2 separate regions of the Homo sapiens genome follow, and region 2 is linked to region 1. The links are chromatin contacts, found by Hi-C or POLR2A ChIA-PET in ENCODE. All regions are on one chromosome and are shown on one strand. Each heading gives the region's core, a stretch centred on a gene start or an enhancer-like site at or near the end of the contact. The rest is flanking DNA. Distances are from core to core; before and after follow the strand shown.

Region 1 (3,150 bases), core at 48-2,547:
GATTTCTTCAAGTGCATCTCTGCAAACCAAGTTTAAAAAGCGATTCAGGGCACAAAGTGGTCTGGATAATCTATTGGGTGCCTCTCTGAATTCTGAATATAATCCAGCATTTTTCAATTGATTCTTGAGACCTCTGATTTGTTTTCAGTAGCCCAGAACCTGAAAACCATCAGCATTTCCTGGATTTTCTGATTTGCACCTCTAGGGGAGTGGGGGACCTGCCAATTAAATCAGCTGCTATCCAGCATCCCAGTTTGGTTGTTATCTACACTCCCAGGCAAAGAAAATCAGTGCATTTTGACCATTCCTGTGAGTCCACAAGGCATGGACAATATAATTCAATGTAATATATATTATAGAATATATTCATTCTATATATTATATAGAATATATTCTATAATATACATTATATATATAATTATATATATATATAAAATCTAATAAGAAGCATCCAGCCAGAACGCATTACTGATGGTTTCTGAGGCCATCTCAGAACATTTTCTCTGCTTCCCACCCCATTTCTAGTCACAGTCACCTCTTCTTTGCTGACCCCTCCTTAAGTTGTCTTTGAAGAATATGCAGTGACTGACATAGCTGAGGACAGTGAGCTTTGCAGCCTTCCTACCTTCTAGGCCTCTAGGCAGAGGAATTTTTCTGCCCAGCCTAAAGCCTTTTCTTATATACCATTCATCTTTGCTATCAATACCCATGTGCCCAGGACAGTGTAGATGCTACCTGTCATCATGCCTGCCTCTGGGGCCTAAGATGAAGATTCTGTCCAAGTCTTTGAGCTCCTTGGAGGAGAGACACGGCTGGCTGTTTCACCCTTCCCAAATGAGGCGGGCCCTTTGGGGTACAAAAACAGTCTCTCTTCACGTGCACCACCTCTCATGTGAGTAGCGCTTCAGCACTCAGCTTGCACACTCCCATCTCTTCATTACCTATGGTGTGAACTACTGTTTACTTCTATTTTGCTGTAAATATCTGAAGTCAGCCAGCTCCAGGGACTGCAAAGAAAGCAGGGAAATATTTCCAAGACAGCGCAGTGCTGGAGCCCTGGGGTAGACATTGTGCACGAGATGTTCCTCTTCTTTTTTAAAATAAATATTTCTCTCCACTAATAAATGTTTCATTGCCTCCAAAGTTCTCCCTTTCAATGTACTTGGCACAGACACTCAAGAAGGGGGAAAACAAAGCAGGCAGAAGAGAAAAGTGGCAGGAATGCAGGACAGAGGCTGGGGGAAGCCAGAAGCATGTTTTTAAAACTAGTGTCAGGAACAAATGTGCTGACTCATCCGCTCACCCTGACTGCAGATCTGTGTGTCCTCCCTCTCCCACCCCCTTCCCTTGCATCTGCTCTGAAACCAGCCATTGGGTCTACACGTAAAAATAAATTGCTAATCAATGAATGCCATCCTGTTTAATTAATTTGTTGCACAAAACAGTCAAGTAGGGGGAGGGAACTGTTGCGATGCGGGGTGGGGGGGGGCGGTGGGAAATGATATGAAGGCAATGGGCTTTTTTTGTTGTTTGTGAATCATGGTCCTGATCTTTCTCCTTTAAAACTCCCCTTTAAAGACAATTTAAAAACTTGTTTTAAAGCTTGTTTCATTCTAGTGGATGTGGGAACTTAGCCAGATATAGAGTTAGAGGCATGTGTGTGTGTGTGTGTGCACGTGTATACTTTACATAGATATATGTATATATATATATATATAAACACAGAGAGAGATTAAGAGAAGGTAGGGATGCCGGTAGGCAAAGAAGCTGTCTAACAACCAAATGCACATTTAGGACTCTGATGACCTCTGCTCTCATCCTCCTTTACTTTCGGGCTGTTTTTGTCATCAGGCAGCTTTCCTACATGAAGGAGGAGACAGAGGCACAGGGGCGGCTGCGTTCTGGGGGGCGGGGATGTGCGCATCCCCATCTGTGTGGGCCTGCGGGGCCCGCTAGATTTACTGCGGGATTATGTTACCCCCATCGAGACGCTGAGGCCTGGAACACAGCATACTAACAGGATTAGGGTTTCAGGATTTGAGACAGGAACGCATCAGGGAGGAGCGGGGAGGAGGGCAGCTCAGGGGTGGGGCTGGAGAAGAGCAGGCGGGGGAGGAGCACAGGATCAGAGCAATGAGCGGGCTTGGGGGGAACAGTCAATGTCCTAGGAAGAGGGAAGGAGAAACTCGGACATTCTAGGACATTCTAGCTGGGTGGGGTGGGCCCTCCACCCCTGGAAACCTCCTAACACAGATGTTTGGGTTTTCTTAAGGAGGTGCCTTTAACTCCCAGGTGGGGAGAGATTGAGGGAACAGGGAGTGAGGTTCCAGAGACCTCTGCCACCTGCCTGCCTCTTCAGGTGGAGGCTCTGCAAACCGGAGCAGGGACAAGGTGACATCAGAGAGCAGGACAATCTACCAGGTGAGGGCTTCACTCCAGTGCTCATCTACATTAGTTGGGGTTGGGGCAAGGAACATGATTCCACAGCCCAAGCAGAATCACAGCGCCCTTCCACATCCCCTCTGTGTGCTCCTTGTCACTGGCCTCTGTGCACAGCCGGGGCCTTGGAGTTTAACATCAAGGCTATCAGCGCCAGGGAGGCGCGCCTCAGCTACTGGAGACAGTTCAGCACCCACGGGAGCTGGGTGACGCTGGCCGCGGGAGCCTGATAGAGAAAAGGTTCAAGCTTCTGTATAATGAAATTTTCCCCTGAGCTTCCTAAGTGGAGAGGCTAAAGGTCTGAGCTCATCCCATGGCAAATGGATAAGGGACAAACTTAATTACCTAGGGCACTGGATCCTTCTCCATTATAATTGAGAGGGTCAGATAAACTGAGGGACTTGAACTTGGAAGGGGTATCAGCCCCCTTCAGAGCACACGCAACATGACTTCTGAAGGCTGGTGCCCATTACAGTGTGAGGTATTGTCCTCATCTCATATTCAACAAACAAAATTACTACCACAAAAGGAATAAGGGGAAGCCCATCATCTGCCAGGAGGTTTTTTTAAAAAAAAGGTTTTTCCTGAAAACTTAAATGATCAAGTAGAAGCATAATTGCATCCCTAAGAGAACAGTGAGGCTGGGATGGATGACATTTATCTGAGGCAGCTCAATGCAGGCCCCATCAGATGCAGGGAAAGGTCTGGATG
Region 2 (3,369 bases), core at 401-2,900, 190 kb before region 1:
TCATGCACCCCGTGGGATTTACACCTCTGACTGGCTGATTGCATGAATCACCTTGGATTGATTGCTTCTATATAGAATGTTTCTTTATAGTGTATATGCCTTCTCATCGCAGCTCAGCTCAATTCCATTCTGCTGAGCCTCTTCGGGACACTTTCCATGAGAGATGCAGGAGAAGGTAATGTTGTGTTTGTTGGTTTCTCTGGTACATTTCAGGACTGATTTACTCTTATGCCGGGTGCAGAGCGAAATTCCATCATTCCCACATCAGGTGAATCCTAAATCAAGCAGCCCCATCCCCATTTCTACAAAGGACCATGCACTTTTCTCTTTCTGTATTGTTATTACCCTTTAAAAACTCCCTCATGGACATGCATATGTCTTTTCCCTTTCCTTTCCTCTCGCTTCTCCCTTTTTTCATGGGAAAATAATTTTGTCCATCGGATATATCACTCAGCATGTCTGGTATTAATGCTTAAGGCGGCTGCTTTCAAGGTTGATGTTTGCTTCTCTTTAAGTTTTTTATTAGCTCTCCCTGAGACACTGGGTTTCTCTTCCAGGGCTGTCCATCTGTCTCAGCCTTTTAAGGGTTTTGGTCACTCTTGTAGTTGTTATTTTTCCCCGCTGTTGTCCTCATTCCCGGTGCTCAGGCCACAGAAGATCTCTTTGGAAAACCTTTCAGATCATCGGAACTGGCCACACTAGACTGAAGATTTGAGAGACGCACAACTTGAGAATGTTCCAGGGTCTCTCGGACAGAAGCACCACGGAGCAAACACCGGGAGCCCAGCTCCTGTCGCTGGCAGCGCTCCTTGGCGTGTGTTCATGTTGCTGGCGGGCACTAGGTGGCGCTCCAGGCTCGCTCACGGGAGGGAGGATGCCCGGCTGTCTCGAGAAGCGGCCCCGGACCGGGAGGGACCCTGCCCGACCCCTCCACCCACGCGGGAAGTCGCGTAGCCCACACAGCCCTCTGGGTGTCTCTCGGGCTACCGTGTTTCCACCCTTCTCTCAGACTCTCACCCCTGTAGACCTGTCAGGGATGAGCCTCCAGGATTGTGGAGGGCATGGGCTGGGGCTGGCCTGAAGGATTTAAACAAATGTTGGTCTTCCCCCAAGGCCTGAAATCTCTTCAGTTCATTTCTTAACATTAGTGTGGAATACTCTATCCCGGTTACTTATTTTTACCACGAAGAGGAGGTTTCTATGAAAGAAAGAAAGAAAGGGAAGGAAGGGAAGGAAGGAAGGGAAGGAAGGGACTTACTTAAGAGCCCGTGGGAGGCAGCTATGGGAAGATGACGTGAGCCTGTTTTCTAAAGTAAGAGAGTGTGCAGGTTGCTTAATCTCCTTGGCTCTCTGGACCTCAGCTTTTCTCTGTAAAATGGGAACGATAACGCTGCTGTGAAGATCAAATCAGACTCAATGTCCTTGAGGTCTCTCTCTCTTTTCAACAGGGTCTTACATTCTGCCGCCCAGGCTGGAGTGCAGTGGTGTGATCACGGCTCACTGCAGCCTTGACCTCCTGGGCTCCAGCGATCGTCCCACCTCAGCCTCCCAAGTGGCCTACCAACTAGCAAATTTTTGTATTTTTGGTAGAGATGGGGTTTCATCATGTTGCACAGGCTGATCTCAAACTCCTGGGCTCAAGCGATCCGTTCGCCTCGGGCTCCCAAAGTGCTAGGATTACAGGCGTGAGCCACCGCGCCCGGCCCCCTTTGTTTTCATGCCATCAGTCTCTCCTGGTTTTTATTCTCTTTCTCAGGCTTTTAAAACGTCTCCTTTGTGGATTTTTTTTCCCTTTCTACTTTTTCTTAAACGTGGGTGTTTCCTGGGTTTTAGCCATACCAATTTATTCTTTTGCTGTGGTGCTTGTTTTAAATAACCCCGTGTGCTTTCTCTGGAGAACATTGACTACCAGGTGTCAGCTTCCCCTGCTGGTTCCTAGATCCCGGCCCACTTCCCGCCTCTGTCCAGGGCTCTGGATCCAGAGGTCAGCCGCCCACGGCGCCATTCCACAGAGTCCTCCCGGGAGTATTTCAAGCTCAGCATGCTCTGACCTGAGTTGGTGCAGTTTTCTTCTCCATTGCCCTGCTCCTGAATTTCCTACCTCACCCATGATACCATTTGCTACCAGGCTTCCAAGGCAGACCCAGGGCGCCACCCTTGCCTCCTTCTCCTCCTTTATTCCTCACAGCCAGTAGGGAATACAGTCAATACAGAGCTTTCCATCTGTACCCCTTCCCCACCTCCCCACAGCCCCCCAGGTGGGCACCCCCCACCTGCTTTCCTTGCCTCCAGGCTCCTCCCTCTGCCATCCTTCCATCCCGTCCCCAAATGCAGTCAGAAAGAACTTGCTAAATCAGCTGGGTGTGGTGGCATGCACCTGTAATCCCAGCTACTCGGGAGGCTGGGGCAGGAGAATCACTTGAGCTGGGAGGCAGAAGTTGCAGTGAGAAGAGATCACACCACTGCACTCCAGTCTGGGTGACAGAGCAAGACTCAATCTAAAAAAAAAAAAAAAGAACTTGCTAAATGTGGATGTGATGGTGTCACTCCTCTGCTTCTCATCCTGTTGTGATTTTTGTGAAGAAAACCAATCACAAGTCTTATAAGCTCTAACCCCTGTGGCTGTCATCCCGCTCCCCCAGGCCCAGGAGCTCGCTCTCTTCTCCTAGAATCACAACTGGGCCCCCAAGAATCTTCCTCAGCTGACCTCTCTCCCTGCCTGGGTGTGGAGTGGGGCTCTTCTGTCGTTGTGTCCATCACGCTGCATTGTAACTTTCCTAGCCGTGGCCTCGCTGTGTTTTCCCTGTTCTTCCTCCCAGCATGGGGGCTCCATAGGGCAGAGCTCCGAGGTCTTCCTGGCACACAGTACATGCTCAGGGGTGTCAGCTGGAGGCACACTGAGTGACTGAGGGCACTGGACTCTGCCCACTAGCTTCACTGGGTTCAGTGAGAATGGAAGCGTGTTGTCGGGTGGAATATCTGATGTGGGGAAGAGAAAGGTGAGTTAGACGCAGAACCTGCCCTCAGTGAAGACACATCCTGAAAACTGCATTGATGCAGCTTCATTCAGGTTTTCAGATCCCACCGAAGAGCCATGCCACATTATCCACCTCCCTATCCACTTCTGCACAAGTCTTTCCCATGGCTGGAAGCTATTGAGGGGCCCTTCCGTTTCTTCGGGCTCAGCCTTGGGTCTGGAAGGACTCAAGCACTGCCCGTAGGCACACAGACTCAGGGTTTGCAGGCCGAGTGAATGGGCCTTCCAGACTCTGGAAGGCATCTCTGGCTGTGAAGAACTTCCTCTCACCCCGCTCCCTAGATGCTTAAAGTCTCGATCACATTCCATTAGAGCTGTTTGGAGTTGATTTT

The links. Hi-C counts contacts between places; a loop is a spot of excess contacts on that map. ChIA-PET counts read pairs that join two places held with the same protein, here RNA polymerase II (POLR2A). Pooled maps may share reads with other maps.
Region 2: a pooled map shows a loop between it and region 1 (2.2-fold over the local background). The contact joins two enhancer-like sites. A Hi-C loop is called at or near these places in 1 of 50 pooled maps. POLR2A ChIA-PET finds 5 or more read pairs at or near these places in 2 of 52 experiments (AG04449 and Panc1).

Annotation. Positions count from the first base shown.
Region 1 is chr2:205,732,739-205,735,888 of GRCh38, reverse strand. The region is part of intron 7 of NRP2 (neuropilin 2); the gene reads right to left. Among named protein-coding and RNA genes, the nearest start is that of NRP2, 52 kb to the right of the region's middle. RefSeq lists an enhancer at 1,130-1,424. Within about 2 kb of position 1,297, at least 10 of the 41 ENCODE cell types and tissues checked have a DNase peak (open chromatin) inside an H3K27ac peak, as active enhancers do.
Region 2 is chr2:205,923,491-205,926,859 of GRCh38, reverse strand. No RefSeq gene overlaps it. Among named protein-coding and RNA genes, the nearest start is that of INO80D-AS1, 160 kb to the left of the region's middle. Within about 2 kb of position 1,650, at least 3 of the 41 ENCODE cell types and tissues checked have a DNase peak (open chromatin) inside an H3K27ac peak, as active enhancers do.